Regions from separate parts of the Homo sapiens genome. Here region 1 is linked to region 2. Evidence: read pairs that join two places in POLR2A ChIA-PET (ENCODE). Cell type or tissue: Panc1. All regions are shown on one strand. Links, peaks and the distances in the headings refer to the core of each region. The heading gives the core; the rest is flanking DNA.

Region 1 (9,494 bases), core at 537-8,536, 260 kb after region 2:
GGCAGCGGGCAGAGAGGGGCGAGCGGAGGGGACCTTGGAGGGGAGCCCAAGGGGGTGTAGGCAGCGCCAGCGGGCAGCGAGGAGCCCGGCTGCAGAGTCTACCACGCTCGGCATCCGGGGCGGGCGGTGCGGGGCGGAGAAAGTCCAGGAGAAAGTCTGACAACCACGGGGAGAGGGGGAGGGAGAGACCCTGTGGAAGAGAGACGGAGACTGCGGCAAAAAGAGGAAAGGAGGGTTACGGGCACCGAGGGGGAGCTGGAGTCAGCCGCAAGGAGAGAGGGAGCGGGGGAGGAAAAGAGGCGGGAGAGAGACCCTAAAAAGCAAGCTAGACTCTCCAGCCGGCCGCTCTGGTGTGGGGAGGGAGCGTCATCTCAAGGACACTGAAAAAGGCAGGTGGATGGTGCAGAAATGCGGAAGCCGCGGCCCCGGGCGGGCGGGAACCGGCCCGCTGCCCTCGCCCCGGGACGCCCCCGCTCCGCACCCTGCAGGCCCGGATCGCACCCGCACGCACCCCCGACCCCACTCCCGGCCCAGCCAGTGCTCGGCGCTGGCATGAAATTGGCTGCAGCCGTAATGAGTCCGCGCCGCGCGGAGGAGGCTGAGGGCCCACCAGGGAGTCCTGCGCGCCTCGTTTAGCTTGTTTATTGTTCAGGCCTAATTAAAACGTTCCACCGCGCTGCGTTTACATCCGCCCCCCACTAATGAATTCGCGGCCGCCGGGCGATTTCGGAAACTGCCGCGGCCGGAAGGGGGGTGGGAGGCGACAGGGCTGGGGAAAGAGTGAAGGAGAGGACACCCACGCACACCCCTTCCCACTGCCAAAGGAGCCATTAGATCTCTGGCGATTGGCTCCGAGGTCCGAGTGAGCGCCCCGAGCCCCAGCGCCCCCAACCCCTGCAGGCGTTGGGAGGTGCGGAAGGCCGGGCCGCAGGGCTCAGAGGAGGGGCGGCGGGAGGGAGGCCAGGAGAGAGTGTGTGTGTGTGTCCTGTGCGTGCGGAGGCCTGTGGGCCAGGAGGGTATTGCGCGTGGGCACACCTGCTCCGTGAAGCGTGTCCGCGGAGCAGCCTGTGTGCGCAGGAGTGAGTGTGTGCGTGTGTGTGTGTGTGAGTGTCCGTCCCTTTGGCTGCTCATGTGCCTTTCTCCTCCACAGGGACAGTCTGCGCGGGGCTTACAATGTTCTTGTTTCTCCCGCCGTAGCTGTTTGCCGTTTTGCTGTTTGCCTCCTTGTCACGACCTCAGCGACGGCAGATGGAGCCAGTGGAGGGAGAGAGACAGACGGCAATGCTTGGGTAGCCAGGGCTCCCTGCCGGCCCCACTCCTCCTGCAGACACGAGCACGCACACACACACGCGCGCAAAACACACACGCTGCCCTTCGCCACACGTAGCCAAGTAAAATACACAAAAAGCAACTGAGATACCATTCGCACATGACCACATGGAAACACACAAATGAACAAACGCATTCAGGCATAGCCACATGCCAGTCACACAGATGGATAGACAAGAGCCTGGGGTACAAAGCCACATGGCACAAAGCCACCTGGATGTATATGCCCCTACACACGCACACAGAAAAAAACATGCAAACTTAAGTACACACCTATCCAGACAAGTGTGAGTGCACACACACACACACTCACACACTCTACCTGACACGTTAGTGCATCCCCATTGGGCCCCAGTTTCTCTCAGCAAATTCAGATCACCCAGCCTGACTTCAAAACCTGCCCCCTTCCATTCCCCTTCATGCTGGTTCCTGAATCCAGCTCGTTGCTCCAGGCTAGCAAAGCTGTCCACAGCCTCATTTGTGGTTTGCTCACCTGCCTCAGCACCATCAGCCAGAGGTACTCCTGCTCTTCTCCTAATCTATTGCATGCCCTGTTGGGTTTCTCTTTGCACACCTCTCTAACTCCCCCACTCCTAGCAGCCTTCCCTGATGAACTAACTGGCTTGGATTCTGAATTTGCCCTAGTCATTTGCACTTGTTGATCTTTGCTGTGGTGAATGTCAACGGGGTAACTTTGCACCTATAAACATAATGTTGGCAGGGAGGATGACTGTAAGATCCCCAAGGCCAGCACCACTGTGCCCAAGATCATCAGATGCCAGGCCTCATCCCTCCAGTGCCAGGTTGTGAATGCTCCTGGGAACATTACTGCCCAGTTTTAATAGACAGAAAAATGAAACTGGCCCTCAAGCAGCCACTGGAAGATCTCCTTCTGTCATATCTTGCAAGGTTCCCCTTCAGGATTGCCTTTCAGAGCCACTTTGGAGGAGGGCACACCCTCCTCTATGTCTTCCCATTTTCACCTTCTTTTTAACTGGAAATACTGCTCCCCAGCTGGGTCCTCACCTGACTCTCCAGCCTTGATTGCTAACACTTAGGCTGTTTTCAAAAATTAGATCTACCCCTAAAGGATACAAATTTGCCTCTGGTGCAGATGCTCAGAGCTATACTGCAGGCTCTAAAGGTGATCCCCAAAGAGAAATTGCCAGGAATGACCCAGGCACCTGCAGCAGTTGCTGAAACCTGCTATGTTAAAGGAGATAGCATGCATTGGAATAGGTTCTTTGTACTTAAAGAAAATGACAGGGTCACCCTAAAAAAAAAGAAAGAAAGAAAAACTCATTGATTGCCTCCCCAACTCACTGCAGGGTTGTTTCATCAGGTAAACATGATGCTGGGTTGATTCCAGCCCAGCATCTCCAGGTAGATAGGTGCCCTGCCTGCCTTCCCTCCCCATTTCCCCTTAGTCTGCCTCCCTCTCAACAGCCCCCTCTCTCTCCGTGCCCCTCTCGCCCTCCTGCAGTTAGAGGCACTCTCTGCTCCCTGTCTTTTATATATATATATACACACACACACACACACTTCTTGCCTCCATCATATTTCTTTCTCCACCTCTGTCTTTCTCTGACTGTCCTCTGCCAATTTCTCTACTCCCTTTTTCAATATCATTTTCTCTCCCCTTGATCTCTGCTGGGGCTCTGCCATTCTTTTTCTTTCTCAGTCTTTCTCTAACTTCCATCTTTCTTCTGTTCTCTCCCCTACACCCCACCATAACTGCTCCAAGCTGTCCATGCAGAGGGAGGGTGTGTGGCTGTCTGGTTCAGCACCAGACAACTCTGGCATTTTGAAGAGCTTGGAATTGCCAGGTTCCTGCTCACACACACACACAACACACACACACCCATACACACTCACACATATAGGCCTCCCCGCCCACCTGAGTCCCAGGCCCTGGAAGGCCAGCAGAGCCCTCAACCCAGAATCCCCATCTCACCCCCTGCAACCTCTACCTGACCCTTCTTACTGCCTCCCCACCATCACTCTCATTTCCTTTCTCCTTGGAAACCCATCTTCTCCCTCCCCTTCTCTGCTTCTCTCAGTCTACTGATACATTCTGGTATATTATCGGCCCTGGCCCTGGCCCTGGTCCTGGCCCTGGGTCAGTGTGCCTTTGGCTCGGGGTACATGGCTTTCAGTTTCTCCCTGGGCCTGGGACCTTCTCATGCCTCTGTGTCCGTGACTGCTCTGCTATGGCTGGTTTCTGGGTGGCTCTGGCCTTGTGTGAGTCTTCGATCTTTCTGTCTGCTCTCTGGATGCTCCTCTGTCTTGGCTCTGTCCTGTCTCTAGGTCTGTCTCTCCTCTGTCTTTCCCTTTCCACTCGGCAGTGTCTCTGTTCCCTCTGTCCGTCTCTCTTCATCTCCAGAGTGCTGGGACCCACTCTGCCTTATGGGTCCCACTCTGTCCATCTTGGCTTCAATTTACTGGGTCTTTCTGTCCCTGTCTGTGTGTCCGTCATCTCCCCCCTTCTCTGCCTCTTTTCCTGCCCCGCAGTGTTGGGGATGGAGTTGGGGGGGCGCTGGCGCGGAGGGCTTGGAGAGGGAAGAGGGCGGGCGGCCCTTTGTGTGGAAGATTGACGGCCCGCGGTGCAGCCTCCGCAGCGCTGATTAGGATGCAGCGCGGTCTCTGACTGCAGCATTCTCCTCCTCATCGAACATTCTCCACACTCCAAATGGAGATCCCCTCCCTGCCTGCTCCCCTGGCCTCTCGGGATAGTATGGCTTACCACTGCCCCCAACCCAGTTCCTCCACTGGGAGCCACTGGAAATTCTGGGAGGGCACCCAAGGGCCCCCTCTCCCACCCAGATATCTACATGTCTTGTACATTCTAAGAGAAAAGGAATGAGGAGAGGTGGGAAGCCGACTGGAGGAGCTTTACTGGAAGGGGGTGTGGGAAGGTCACAAACTGCTTGGGAGAGTTGTCTCCACATCCCCAGCCCGGCAGCACCTTGCACCCCTCAGACACACATGGAGCAACAAGTGCAGGGAGATGTGGCAGGTCTCAAAACACAGGAAGGGGAGCAGGAAATAGGTGGAGTGCGTCTTTTATCCCCTCATAGCACCTGTAGACCTACCCTGTACATAGTAAGTCCCCAGTAAAATGGTCAGCTCCTATTTTATCAGTTCTCCCCAAATCAGTGCCTAAATCAGTGGAACTCAATTCCTTTTAATATGCCTCCCGACCCACCACCCCCAGTAACTCAGTATCTGGCCCCTGGACAATATCCCCAGCTACACCTGCCAAGCATCCCAGTAATCATCAAATCTCAGCTCCAAATCCCAGTCATTCCAACCACGACTTATCCAGCATCTGCCTTGTGTCCCTGCCCCTTCCTCTTCCTCTTCCTCTCCCTCCCTTGCCCACCCCCACGGAGCTTGGCCCACTGGGTTTCTCCCCCAAAGACAGGCAATCACTAATGAGCATTGAGTGCAGGGAGGGGAGGGCCAAGGGCAGCCTGGTGGGTGGGAGGGGATTCCAAAGCTAGCAAATAACGAGCCCTGTCAGCATCTGTCAAATATGCCATCTCCCTCCATCATGCCTGCCTCCTGCCTCCTGGCTCCTGCCAATCCATCTCCCTGCCGACACTGACGGACTGCGCTCAGGTGCAACTTCCAAGAAGCCCAGAAGCACAATGCCTGGTCTGCTCCAGATCCATTTTCTCCAGGAATGTCACCAGACCCTGATTTTAAAACTCTGAGTGACCCTAGGAATACAGGGTTGTAGGCTGAAACCCAAAGAGGAAGAAGAGAAATTGCCCTCTGTTCAATCTCGGCCCCTTGTCTCCACTATCCACTTTCCAAAACCAGAACTTAAAACTTCAGGCAAAGGTATAGAGTGTTAAATCTCCGGAAGACCTTCCCAGCTTTGAAGAGGTTGTGAATGCCTCCAAAACTAGGGAAACTGTTGGGGGAAAGCTGCGGCTAGAAACCCAAGATCGCTTCTTGTAATATACGCAATTTCCACCAGGGGGCGAGGAACGCGGCTCTGCGGAGGAGCGGAATCTTCTCAGCAGCGATCTGCGAAGGGCTCAGCGGCCACAGGAGGGCGGCAGAGAACAGCGCTCCCTACAGATCCAGACGTCGGCCCTGGATGCTGTCTGGAATCCAGGCAAGGCCAGGCTGGGCTGCCCTAGGCCGGGGACGTCTTTAGCTCGAGCAAAAACCCATGAATTTCAGAATTCAGGAATCCTTGCATCCCTTCTCAAGCTCTCTAGTCCCTGAAATGCCATCGCCCTCCTCAGCCTCCCTTCCATTTCTCGTTCTCCTAGCACTGGGGCTGCTGGCACAGAAGGACCCTGTGGCTTTTCCTTCATGGTATAGCAGATGACACCCACGCTCCTCCGTGACATTCCCTAGGGTCCCAGCTGATAACTGGAGCTAGAACTAGAACCCACGACTTCTTGGTTCTCTGCGCAGGGGTCTTCCCATTGTGTCAGCTGCAGCTCCTGAAATAAAACCATACCCTACAGGCCACAACCAGACAGCATCTCAAATCCCTGGCTTAAACAATCAATGCCAAAGCTACTGTGTTCCATATGTTTACATATGGAACTGGTGCATACAAGACTGTTAACCCAGGACACAGATGTGTGCTGTAGCTACCTGGCTGTGCACCCCTCATCCTCAGGTACATGGCCCTCTGTCCCTTCTCTTCCTACTTTCTGAACTGCAAAAGAAGCTTCTCTTCATTTATAATTTGGCCTTTTCACTGGAGTTCCAGAAACTCCTCAAAGCTGTAGACACAGAAGCCCTTTCCCAGTTCTAACCTTGGTCCATCTTACCACAGCCCTTTACACCTGGAGGAGAGGGCCTGCACGTGATCTTCAGCTCTCTCTTCCCAGGCATCCCCTCAGCTGGTCCCACCACTGCTTCTTGCCTCTCCCGTCCCTCTGCTGACCAACCCATGCCTCCTCCAGATTCTTCTTGCTGCCACTGGTTCTCCTTTCATCTCAAAAGCTGAGCCACCCAGGGAGGTAGGCATAGAAAAGAGAAAGGAAGAAAGGTAGGAGGGATTGGGAAGAAAATCTGTCTACAAGCCAGAAGAGGACTCTGTCCCTGCCCCCTTTACTCTCAGCTGGTAAGTTCTACTTACAGTCTGACCTCAGTCCTCTGGCTAGTCCTCATTTTATCTACTCTCCTTGAAGCTAAAGAGCTAGAGAAGCTGAGAGTAAATGAGGAGAAATGGATCCAATTGTGTCGGGGGTATATGTGCAAGCTTGTGCACTGATGGCCTGAGTGTGTGTATACACTTGCATCACACACCACCCCTTCCCCATTGCCCCCCCACACACACGTATTCCATGCCATCCCCAATCTAGGATTCCTCCTATAAAACAAGAGGAGAAAAACATCCCAACCTCTCAAACACCTTATTCTAACTTTCATCCTCCAGGGGAAACCTAAAAAGACAACACCCTCCCCCTCTGTTTCCCCCCTTCCCATGTCCTTGTCCACTCTGGTTTTTGAGATTTCTTCTTAAACCGCATGGGGTGCAGCCCCTACACACCTTCCCCAGAATCCAGGAGGCACCAGAGTCTTGTCCCTGCAAAGGACTGAGACAAACGCCAATCACGTCGGGGCCTCTTGCAGTGCCCATTCTGCTATGAATTCCCAAGGTCAAAACCATTCTGGTGTTATTAAAAACATAAATGTTGCATACCAGGCAGCGGGGGGAAAAATTATAAGGCAGCCAGATGAGAGGGAGATGGAGGGGCCAGTAATTGTCTTCGTCTTCCCAGAGTCAAGCTCCACAGGGCTGGAGCCGCACACAGAACATTGCTTTTTAATTTAACTCAGTAAGGTCAGTGGCAGCAAATGAGGCAGGGGAGGAATGGCACCTCAGAGGGAGGGCGCCGGGACCTGCAGAGCCGAGGCTCCTGGCCAAGATCTCCAAGAACTGCCAGGGGAAGCAGAGAGAGAATGGCAGGGAGGATTTGGTGACCCTTGGCTCACCAGAGAAGGGAGCTGGACTGAGGGGGAGTGATATAGGAGCTCCAAGAATCATTATAAGAGCTTCTGAGAGCCTGGGATTTAAGTGGAAAGAAAGAAAAACACTTCAGAAGGACTCTTAAGTGAGACCAGAAGGCCTGATAGAGACAAATACCCCCATCTTCACTCTCCCCAATACCCACTCTACAGAGGAGAATAACAAGGCTCATGGTTGGAACTCAGAAGTTCCGCTTTCCCCCAGTACCTATGAATCCTGGAGCCCAAGTGGAGAGAATTCTCCAGTGAGGTGGGCCACTCTGTCGCATCCCCTTCATCTCCAAGGATCCAAGGGGGCAGGGGAGAGGAAGATGGCAGGAGAAACTGTGGCAGAGCCGCCCTCCCTCAGAACCTTCCTCATCTTCCCCACTTTCTTAGGGTCCCAGCTTCCCATCTGCAGCTCTGATAGCTGCATGGTGGTTCTCTCCATTTCCAGTGCTATAGGAAGAATTGGAGTTAGACTAGAGAAGGGACTTCCCAGATCAGCATCTTGGTCATAGGCACAACCCAGGATTGGGTAGAAAGGCTAAGGAACCTAGGATTTTCTGAATAGGACCAATGAACTGAGCATGATGGGATTAAGGAGCCTGGAGAAGGTGGGAGACTCACTGACTGGGGGTGGAGAGGAGCTATGAAAAAGCCGTGCAACAGTCACAGGCAGAGCATCCAAATACACTTTGGGACTTACAGGAACTTCTGCAGATCAGACCTCAGCTCCTTCTGCTTCAGTTTCAGGCTGTTGCCCTTTTAGGGTTTTTGTTTTTGTTTTTGTTTTTGTTTTAGGGAAGGAGGATTAGAACAATAGGTTTGAGACTGAAGGACAGTGTTTTAATTCTCTGTCTCCATCCTTAAGTGTCCTTGCTACTTGGCAGGTTTCTACTTCCCTGTCAGTCAGGAATTAGGAGACCCCAATGTCAATTTGGAAATCTGAGGTTTGCTACCCTCATAATGTACACCTCTGCCATCATCTCCTCCTCCCTCTCCAGAAGATCCCACTTTCAGCGCAGGGACCCCAATCCTGCAGTTCTCCGTATCTGCCACAAGGTGGCAGCCAAAGCATCGATTGATCCAGAGCTAGACCTGGTGCCTCACTAGAGCCAGGACCCATTCTCCACTCACCCCTTCCCCACCTGGGGGCTGCCAACCCCGAAGGACCCAGGAAAGGAGAAACGTTCTGGAAGGACTCCAGCTCTTCGGATAAATGGGCTGGGTGAGGATTGGGAGGGAGAAGGAAAGGGAAGGTGCAAGGGAAACCGGAGAAACACAAACCGGAGAAACACGAACCTGGAAGTGGGGGAGCAGGCAGTCAGGTGCGGTGAGAAGCCCAAGTTGAGAATCACAGAGGGGCTGCCTGCCGCTGCCCACACCACACCCAGCGCCCCAGGGGCTCCAGCACAGCAGCCTAGAGCTGTTAACTTGCCCAGAGGCAACCAGAGCAGAAGTACCAGGAGCTGGGGTTGGGGGAGCCTACACCAGAGTAAGCCACCAAGATCCGGTCAGGGAAAGGGTCTGCGCCACCTCCTCCTCCTCAGTATGAGACCATGAGACCCAACGGGACTCCGTTATCCCTGCCATTCCCAGAAAACATTAAACAGGGAAGGGTTCAGTCAATCTCCCCTGCAGCACTGATTCTCCTGGTGCGGGAAGAGGGTCCTGGAAGACAGGAAAGAAGAAAGAAGGCAGATCCCTAGAGAGAAGAAAAACAGCCCTGCTCACAGGGAGGTGCCAGTATGTGGGGAACAGGCAAGATAACAGGAAGAGGCCTGCAAGCACCTTGGCAGTGGTTTCGAAAGGAAACATTTGGGATCCGGAACCAGGAGGATCAGTCAAGGAGGGCTTCCTAGAGGAGGACAGTATGGGACAATCTTGTAAAATGCTGAGAGGCTGGTCTGGAAAAAGGAGAGAGATAGTTCAGGCTGAAGACAGACTATATGTATGAAACTATTTGGGGTCAGGGGACGACTAAATACGTGGATGGCTGCTCAGGTGGAGCTTAGAGACCACACCACCCTGCAGCGGGAGAATGGGGAGTTGAAGGAACAGGCATGGTGCATGTGAGGCAATGAGGCCTCAAGACCCAGCTGGCACAGCTGGGCAGCACCTGGGCCTAGCTGAATATCCTCCCTCTCCCCGACCCCCACATAGCCAGGAGAATAAGAACA
Region 2 (9,494 bases), core at 982-8,981:
CCTGAGCCTCACACATCCCCACCCGGTTCATTATTCTAGTGCTGGGTGCTGGGTGCTAAGGTCTGGCCACAAGGGGCATGCGGAGATCAGAAGGAATCCCACTATCTCATCCTCAGCCCCAGACCCTGGAAGAAAAAGTCATAGTTGCATAGGGCAGATTCTTTGTCTGGGCCCAGCCCAAGGCTGAGGAGGAGGAGGGTGGATGAGTGAGGAAATCTTTCTTCCCATTGGGATCCTGGCGTCTGGAAACCCACTTTGTTTGGAGCCAAGATTCCCCCAAGGGCATACCTATAGACTCCTTACTCTCTCAACCAATGGACTGCTCCTTTTCTTCCTCCTCTCAACCCCTCACCCCTTTCACCTGCCCTCCCAGGCCAGCATGCTTTCTCAATTCCCAGGCTTCTCTCCACGTGAGTTTCTGAACCCCAAAGCCAGAGCAGTGAAGCAGACCTTTTCCAGAGAGTTGGACAGGGGGATAAGGAGAGAGAAGGTAGAGAATAGGGAAGAGCTGTGGAGAAAAAGCAAGTCATTCCAGCTTCTATTATTTTTCTTCTTCTTTTTATTATTATGACTCACGTATACAATACAAAGTACTTGGACCAGGAACAGGGCTGTCGGGACACAAAATCTACATTCATAGCTGGACATAAAGACAAATGACAAAAAATTATTATTATAGATATATTTTTAACATTTTTTTCTTTCGAGCACATTGCATAAACAGAGAATTCAAGACAGAGTTAACTATACATTCAGTGCAATTTAGTTCTACTCTACTGGGGTTAGAAGCACAATAAAAGCGCACAGGACCGGCGGGCTAGGCAGTCTCAGTTGTTGGGTTTTCTTAGTGAAATAAGCAGCAACAAACGACAACAAAACCGCATTACAAATACTCTCAAAGCAGGATTTCTTTCTATAGGTAGTGATAAAATACGCTGGAGGTTTCTTTCTTTCTTTTTTTTTTTTTTGATTTTTATTTTTTTCTCTTTTTTTCTCCTATAGCAGGATTTTAAAATTTTTCTCTTTTTCTTTTTCAAGATTATTGCAGGTTCCCTTTAGGTAGTATGTTAAAGATTTATTATTATTATTTTCGTGATTATGGTGATTTCTGAGCACTAACACTAATGCAGCTCAGAGGAAGGCGGGCCCAACAGAATAGAAATCAAACAGCGAAGGAGAGGAAGGCATGGGCCCGAGTGACCATGGGATGGTTAGGTAGGATTTTAGAGGCGACTGCAGGCTCCTATCTACCCTTCTGGAAATGGGGGGAGGGGAAAGACCCACATCTCCTTCAGGTTTCCATCAGGTTCCTAGAGAAAGTCAAGGGGGTTTTTCTAAGCAGGGAGCCCTGGGGAGGGGGAGGGGGAGGGGGAGGGGATATTCCTTGCTTTTTTCCTTATTTCTTTACATTTGTCTTCCTTTCCTTTCTTCATTTTTTTCTGTCCTTTCCTTTTTAGAAAAAGTACATCTAGTACACTAGCCTTAGCATAAAAACAAAACCACAAGTCCTTTTCTGCATTTCGAGGGGGCTCCCCTCTAAAATAAATACCAGAGAAGCAGGGAGGTGGGAGTGTGGTGAGAGACAGACCGAGGAGCACGGAGGCCAGGTCTCAGACCTTAAAATCCAGGAAGGACTCAGAAGGGTGGGGGCAGGGACAAGTGTGTGTGGGGCAAGGAGTGAGACAGAGAGTCCGAACTTTTCACTGTTTCTCCGTCTCCCCCCTCCAGCCCCCAAACAAATAAAGAGTGGGGGAAGTCCAAAGGTAATAAAACCAGAGCTGCAAGTATCTGACAGGTAGTTAGAGTTGTGAGTGTCATTCTATTCTCTATAAAAGCAAATGACAGTCGTAAACTTCTCAATTTATCTGCTACCATAAAACGAAACTTCAAGGGAGTTGCTAAGGGGGGGGGGGTCTTTCTTTTTTGCTTAGTCCTTGTTTTCTTCCTTTTCCTCCTCTTCTTTCTCCTCTTCCTCATTTCCTTCTTCCTCCACCTTCTCCTCATCTCGGGCTCCCGGCAGTTTATCCTTGTTGTTCTCCTTTTTCCACTTCATCCTTCGGTTCTGGAACCAGATCTTCACTTGTCTCTCGGTCAGTCCCAGGGCATGAGAGACTTCAATCCGACGTTTTCGTGTCAAATAAGGATTAAAGAGAAACTCCTTTTCTAGTTCCAAGGTCTGATACCGGCTGTAAGTTTGCCGTCCACTGCGCCTCCCCGGAGCTGGACAGAAGAAAACCCCAGTCTGGTTACGTTTGGATGGGGGCTTGGTTTTCCTTTGCCACTCTTCCTACTCTAAACTCCCCTCTCTGATCTCCTCAGTTCGCCTCCCCTCTATGGAAAAGGCTAGAGCAGAAGGCAGACAAGGGCAGAAAAGTTGGGGGATTGTTTTTGTTTGGCTTCACCTTGGGAGGTGGGGTGGGGGTGGGGGCTAGGGTCTGTTTGGAAACTGGGGCCTTTCAGGGGCTGGGGAGCCCTGTAGAATCCCCCCCACCAGGCCTGTAATCCTAGGAACTGGCCTTTGCAGCTTTGTTTACAAGTGCAGCAGGGCATTTAGTGAGCGAGGCTGGGGACAGACTGTTTCCAAAAGAAAGGAAAAAAAGCTGGGGGTAAAGAAGAGGGGCTCTGCCCACTGCCCTCTCCTTGTCTCTCTCTGCCTAATGCTTTTCCAATAAGAAAAATAATTGATCTGCTGGAATGTGTCACCGCTCCGCCTGATTGCTAACTGGAGACCAGCAAATAAATCATGGGCCATCCCCGCCGGAACTTGTCGCTTTATCGCTTCCCCCTGTACTTCGAAATTGGGCCATGAGGGGCCACCCTTGGAGGGGCTCATGACCTAAGCTACTCTGCAGGTCTCAGGGAGACCCCACAAGTCCTTGATTGGGGGGGCGGCTAGGGTCTTCTGGACCTCAGGAACCCCTAATCTCTATGGCCTCTCTCCTTTTGAGCACTCTTTTTTCCCCCTCCTCTCAGGCTCCCCCGTCTTCTCCCAACTGGGGGAAGTATAAAAAAGTTGGGGTAGTGGCCCTCAGGCTGGTTCTCTGAGAGGAGGTTATGGGTGCCCTAGAGAGCCAGAGAGCCTGTCCTTAGAGTCTCACCACACTCTGGCTAGGGCAGAGCAACAGGGGTCTGTCTCCCTTTGCCCCAAGACAGCCTGGCCAGTGTCCTGGACTCCAGGCTCCCTGCCTCTGGAGAAACTGGTTTGTTCCAAAGGCTGACAGTCTCAGGGTACTCAGGGTACCATTCCCAGCCACCTCCCCAACTTTGACTTTAGAGATGGGGAGTGGGAGAGTCAGAGAGAGACAGACAGACAGAGATGGAGAAAACGATTTTTAACCCTTTGCGGCCACACACCAGCTTTCTCTCACCTTCACCCCAATCCCCTAAATGTTCTAGGCACCCCCTCCCTGCCCCGCCCCAGCGGAGCCTTCCCAACTTCGAGAAAACCACCCAGGCACAGGCACGGGGGTGGGGCGGGAGAGACCCCAAAGCCAGGAGAAAAAGCGAGGGCAGACAAAAAGGAGGCGAGGGAGGGGGGGAAACCCTGGAGCGCGGGAGACCAAGGGGGAAAGAGAAAAGGCTTCTCACCGTGGGGTCTCATCCATGGAAACATGAGGCTGGGAGACGAGTTTTGATTTAAGTGGCCTTGTCCTTCGCTACTGTTAGTGTTGGCGGAGGATTTACAGTCGGGATATTGCACCACGCTCGCCTCTTGCTGAGCCCCATAAAGGGACTGTCTGGGGAGCGCCTCGTAGCCATAGAATTTGGAGGCGTCTCCGTGGCAGCTAAGCGAGCACGGGTTCTGCTGGTAGCCTGAGTTGGAGATGCCGGAGGTGCCGTGGTGGAAGAAGTCTTGAACGTGGTGCGAAGCGTGCTGGAAGCCGGGCGCCGAGCCGCCGGGCCCGTACACCAGCGCATGGCTCCTGCCCACGCTCTGAGGGAACCGGCAGTCGTAATAGGCCGGTTCCAGGGACTCGCCGGCTTTGTATTTGGAGAACAGGGGGTTGACGAAGTAGGAGCTCATGCTGGGTACATGAAAACCCGCGGCCCCCTCCCCTCTGGCTCACGAGTACCCCGCCCAGTACCCCCGAAACTCCCCTCCCCCCGGGACCGAACCCCAGGCCAGCTGGCTCCCCGGGACTGGGCTGGGCTGGTGGGCTGGGGGCTGGGCAGGTTGGGGGGCGCCTCGGTGCTGAGCTCGGCCGGATCAGCAGAGCTCCCGGGGCTGGGGCGCGGGCGGCGGCGGCGGCGGGCGGCGAGCGGGCGGCGGCGGCGGCGGCGGCGCTCCTCACTGTCGGTAGGTAGAGCTCGCGCTCTCTCACTTAGCTCTTTCCTCTAACAGCCCAGGCGAATTCCTCAGACTCCCGGCGGTGGCGGCGCTTACACGCGATTCGCGTTCATCAATCCACGACATGAAGACAGGCGAGAGAGAGAGAGAGAGAGAGAGAGAGAGAGAGAGAGAGAGAGAGAGAGAGAGAGAGATGGCGGGGGTTGAGGGGTACAGGGCTGGGGGGACCTGGAGGAAGGGGAGGGGAGGAGAGGGGGAGGGATGGGGGTGTGTGGTGTGTGTAGGGGGGTGGTGAGCCAGCCCCAGCTAATGGCTGGGGCCAGTTTTCCAGGGTACGAATTTAGATGTGAAGGTGCCTCTCGCCCCCAGCCTCGCTTCTCTTTTCCTTCTTCTCAGAGAGAGAGAGATACCTGAGCCAGCAGGTCAACCCAGGTTACCTCAACAGGTATAAGACCTCCAAGGGGATGAATACCTGCAAGCCAGAGCAGGGCCCCTAACCCAAAAGATGGGCTTCCTAGGGGGTCCCTAAGTCTGGAGACTTTGAGGAGGAACAAGCACACCATACTCCCAAATACTTCAGGCATCAGACCCTCCATCCCCTGGCCCCTCCCCAGGGTCCGAAGCTGTTCTGTCTTCTTCCTTAGATCCAGGAGACTCTCTTGCTACCTGCTATGGGTAGAGGAGAGGGTCAGAGGAGGTGGGGCTGGGGAAAACTCCATATACCCAGTCAGGGCCACACTGCCCCTTCAGACACGAGCCCCTGCATGGAGCAGGAAACCCAGGCAATGGCCACAAGCTTGGCTAGGGGCTCTGAGAGCAAAGCTGCTTATGGAGACTAAAAGGAAAGGGCAGCTGTGTGTCCCTGGTTTCTAGCTGGGCTGATTCAGGACATTTCTTCTTAGGAGACTATTTGCATCTGAGTTGGAGGGGACTGGAGCAGGCCTCTTACTTGTCCCCACATACCCCCATGCCATAGGAAATGCCAGCTCAGCCTGGTGGGGCCCCTGGCTTCACTGCAGCTCCCTCTTCCCCAGGCAGGCTGCCCAGGCCAGGATGTGGATGGGAACTATCAACAGACACTCTTTAAATATTTATCCACACTTTCTCTGGAGGGTTCCCCCATCCCCAAGACTGAATACGTTCAAGTTAATTCTAATGGATTAAAGAACCTTAGTCCATCAGCACCCTTCTCTGGCCATAAGTGTGTACAGTGATTTGGGCTTAACACAGACAGAGAGAAAAAGGGAGAAGGTGAGAATACATGCATGCTGTGTGCATATGAATGAAAAAGATGAGTAAGAATTATTTTTCCAGTCCTCTCCCTCACCAGGGTGTGAGGCTGTTACACCCAGGAAATCCTAGAGCACACTCAGGACACACACACACTGTACGTGCTACTTTTCACCCTGAGACACATCAAGTCCATGCTCAGTGTAAACTAGCACACACATGCCTGGAAGCATCCCTGCCACCTCACAGACACTGTACGCACATGTGCACACCCAGGCACACATGCATACATGCCTGACAAACACAGATGCATCTTTAGGTCTTTGCATTATGAAAGCAAAATGCTACCTGTTTTTCTTCCACATCCTGGGGGTTTCAGGGTTGGATGAGGAAGGAGGTGGTTAGGCAACCAGACCTTTTCCTTCCCCATCCGGAGCCCAGCTCTGGAGATGGAAGAAGGAATGGCGGTTCAGGGCAGGATGGTTTAGAGAGAATGAACACCTCCTCCCACCCAACCCAGTCCCCCTATTATCTAAGTAATTGCTGGGGAAATGGCCACTCTCTGTCAAATTCCCAAAGGAGATTCACTGGTGCAGGCAGCAAGAGCTCCCTCCAGGATCCCCTGCATTTGGGGAATCCCACCCCCATCTCAGGAGCTGCCCAAACTCTTAGACACCCAGAACTCTGGCATTGGAGCAGCACGAGGGAAGGGTCAGAAGAGGGCTGTGCCAGGGCTGCAGGCCTCCCTAGGGTCCAGAACAGTAGGGGTCAGGACAGGGCGTCTCTACCCGTACCACAGCTCGCTTCAGCCTTGGCTCCAGCCCTGCCTTTTCTGAGCCTGCTCTTCGGGTGCTGCGATGAACAGAGTGGACTCTGGGCTCCCAGCATCTGGGTCACTGGAGACTGTCATAAATACTTTCTCTTCCCAGCCTGGAAAAAGGAGGCCCAGAGGGCTGGATCCGCTCTGGGGCCTGCGCCTTATCATTTAGGGGGTGGGGTGGGGGGATATTTCGACATTTTATGGTCCAGCGAAAACCCTGCCAGAGAGCTATTCTTCCGGGGCTTTGTGTCTTGGAATGCGACTGTCCCGAGTGTGCCGCCACCGCCGCCTGCCCGGAGAGCCCACCAGTCCCGCAACCCCTGGCCGGACTTGGTTTCCCCTTTTGGGGATCCCTCACCGTTCTTTCATTTGTTTGTTTGCTTTCTTTTACACGTTATCTGGTTTATTTCGCTCCCCGAGCCTGGAAATAAAGGAACCGAAAGCAGCCATCCTCGCCGAGGCCGTCTCTGTCCCTCTCCCCGAGGCCTGCACCGCCCTCATAGGTACCACGGATTTATGTTCGTTTGTCCGGGTCATTCTGCCTTTTTGTGTTAATTACGCGCTGCCTGCTTTGCACTTATCTCCTCCACAAAGCGATTATTTTTAATGCCTGCCCTCCTGAGCCTTCCGAGCCCGCTGCCAGATCGAGGGCCCATCTCCCGCTGCCACTCGCGAATTATTTACACCTCGCAGGTGAGAGGATTGATTTGCTCAGAGCCAGTGGGGCCGGGCCGGCCGAGGCGCGGGGCCTTCTTGCAGCGGCTGCGGGCCGGGCCTCAAATGTCAGTGCGGCCAGGGCGGCCCGGGGCACCGCCGCCTCTAACATTGAGCAACAGCGCCACCTCGCGTCCATTTGGTCCAATGCAGTCCGGCTGGGAAAAAGCTAACAAGAGGTCCCAGGCTTGCCCCAAAGGTGGGAAGTGGGAGGAAGGAACCTCCAGATGGGTGCTCAAGAGAGAGATTCCCTGGGAGTTGCCCCAGGACTGCTGTTCTTTTGTTTTCTAAGTTCTTGAAATAAAACCTTGTGAAAGGTTCCACACTGTTTTCTCTTTTTGTTACCCTCCCTTCTCCAATTAAGAGACTCTAAGCAAAGCAACTGCCGCGATCTCCCCCCATTCAGGCGCATTTCTGGGCTTGGAACATCTCCGCGAACGCGGATGCACGCTCCGAGGCTCCCACGACGGCTTGCCCGCGGCGCGCACCCTAAAGTCCTCCCTCCTCTTACCCTGATGCTGGCCCCGCACCGACTATTCCGCCGCCGCCTGCAGGACTTTGGGGTGGGACTCGGACTTCTCCAGGCTGTTTGACCCCTGGTTTGTAGCCCATCCCTCTCGCGCGCGCGCTCTCCACCTCTCCCTCTCAGCCAGTGAGGTCCTGTTCTCCGTGGGCCATAGACAAAACATTCCTATAATCCGATTTCAAAGGAAAGTGTCCACCTTATTTAAACCATAAAACAATTAAGCCCAGACGTCTAGCCAGCTCCGCGCTGCTGTTTTGTTCGGCCCCATTGAGAACCCAGAACAGGGAGACAAACAGCGCCATAAAAGTGGCATTTCGGGGCTGCGGAAATGTACCTATCCGCTGCCTTCTCAAGTGGAACAATCTTTAGGGTTTTGTGATTCTGACAAAGGAGCAGAGGAGAGGTGGGAGGGGAAGATTAGGGGAAGAGGGCGTTTGCTAGCCCCTCTCTACCCCCAGCTTTCATTTCTTTCCCCAGATGCGTGTTGTGTTGTTAATTCGTAAATGATAGCGAATAAAAAATGATTCCAATCCTGACCTGCAGGCTGGGCTGGGATTGAACAGTGGGCCGGGCCGGGTGGGCCTGTTCTGCATCCCATGCTTTCCTCAGGGTCCTCCAAGCCCGCGGCCCTCCTTCCTGCCCGCAGTAAGGCCGCTCAGGCCGGCTGCAGGAAGCAGGCCGCGCTGATGGACGCTGAGGGGAGGCGACAGGGCCTGGGAGCAGGGGCGGGGTGGAAGCCCGGAAACGCCGCTCTCGGTCTGGGAGAGAAGCCCGCATCCCAGCGCTCCCGACCAGGGGAGAGAGGGGTGTCTTGGCCTCCACTGGGTGGGGAACAGGAGTCAGAGTTCCAGAACAGCAAAATGGCCAAAGAGAGGTGTGAGGAAGGAGAAAAACTATAGGCAAAACACCTTTCAAATGGACCAAGAAAACAATGCTTCTGGAATTGGGGAGGCGGTCTCCTAAGCTCGAAAGAGGAGCTGGTGCTTCAGCGACTGCGAAGTCCCTTGTTGCGACTTGATTGCCCCCCAGTATTATCGAAACAAAATTTTCACCCCTTCCTACCCTCCTCCAGCCACCGACATTGGAGTTTTAATAGAAGGAGAGAGTAGGAGATTCAAATGATGGGGAAGGGGCTGGTCCCTACAAGTGTCTCACCATCCTGTAAGGTGATGCTACGGGGAGCAGCACATGGGCTGGGTCTCTATTTTTTTTCACGGAGTATCTCCCCAAATATTCAGAGCGACACCCTGCACCTTTGGCAGAATGGGCAGCTTGAGATATTAAATGACTATATTTCAAGCAGTCTGATTTTAACAGTTTCCAGATTGGGGGATTTCCGAGAAAGGGGGCGCTGGGCCGAGGCATACCCGGCAGCTTGTGTCTGCTTCTGATTAGCAGATTAAAACTGCTGGTTCTAGGAAGGCGCCCTGGGGTGCAGTACAGCCGATCAGCCCCACCGGACTGTTACACACACATCCCCACATCTTTGCGCTTGGGGTCCCACGGCCACCAGGGAGCACCCCACTCCTGGCTAATCTCTGGCCAGCTTCCTTGGGCCTTGGGCACACCATCCCCCAGAAATGCTGCAGCTGCACAGCGTGACCCAGTCACCCCCAGACAAACATTCAAACTAAACACCAGAGTAGGGGAGACAGAGATTGGGAAGAAAAGAACTAGGAGAAGGGGATCGAGGAGCTGAGACTGCATTGAGAAGTAGAAACTACATCTAATTCTGATTGTATTGGCTTTGCCATCTTTCTCCTTCCCTCCTTCCTTTCCTTTCTTCCTTCTTTTCTTTCCTCTCTCCTTCCATGTCCCATCTCTTCTCTCTCACTGTGTTTTTCTTCTTTTTCTTCCACTGCAGTCCCCAGTGCCTGTCCTGCTCCCTGAGGCCTGCCTGGCCTTCCTCCTAGTCA

Evidence for each region. ChIA-PET counts read pairs that join two places held together with the same protein. Peaks named below come from ENCODE experiments on the same cell type or tissue, not always from the same donor. Only the 100,000 strongest peaks of a DNase experiment are listed, where the experiment ranks them.
Region 1: POLR2A ChIA-PET joins it to region 2 with 17 read pairs; 6 of 35 experiments call an interaction of 5 or more read pairs at or near these places.

The regions. Positions count from the first base shown.
Region 1 is chr12:53,742,669-53,752,162 of GRCh38, reverse strand. It overlaps CISTR (chondrogenesis-associated transcript), which reads left to right and starts at 184. Exons shown (of 3, transcript NR_186108.1): 1 at 184-389; 2 at 1,198-1,846; 3 at 5,315-5,826. All of the region lies in intron 1 of LOC105378250 (a long non-coding RNA gene), which reads right to left. RefSeq lists a silencer at 335-604 and enhancers at 1,221-1,809, 3,370-3,897, 3,898-4,426, 8,128-8,674. In Panc1, for the core only: CTCF peaks have their summits at 5,352 (motif pointing right), 8,171 and 8,371 (motif pointing right); DNase peaks (open chromatin) are centred at 5,342 and 8,362; H3K4me3 peaks cover 890 bases; H3K27ac peaks cover 636 bases; H3K27me3 peaks cover 607 bases.
Region 2 is chr12:54,003,815-54,013,308 of GRCh38, reverse strand. It overlaps HOXC8 (homeobox C8), which reads right to left and starts at 4,324. Exons shown (of 2, transcript NM_022658.4): 1 at 3,589-4,324; 2 at 540-2,220. The coding sequence starts at 4,024. The coding sequence ends at 1,928. RefSeq lists an enhancer at 6,838-6,917 and a silencer at 7,148-7,217. In Panc1, for the core only: CTCF peaks have their summits at 4,286, 6,963, 7,185 (motif pointing left) and 8,875; no DNase peak of the experiment used is centred there; H3K4me3 peaks cover 7,850 bases; H3K27ac peaks cover 7,504 bases.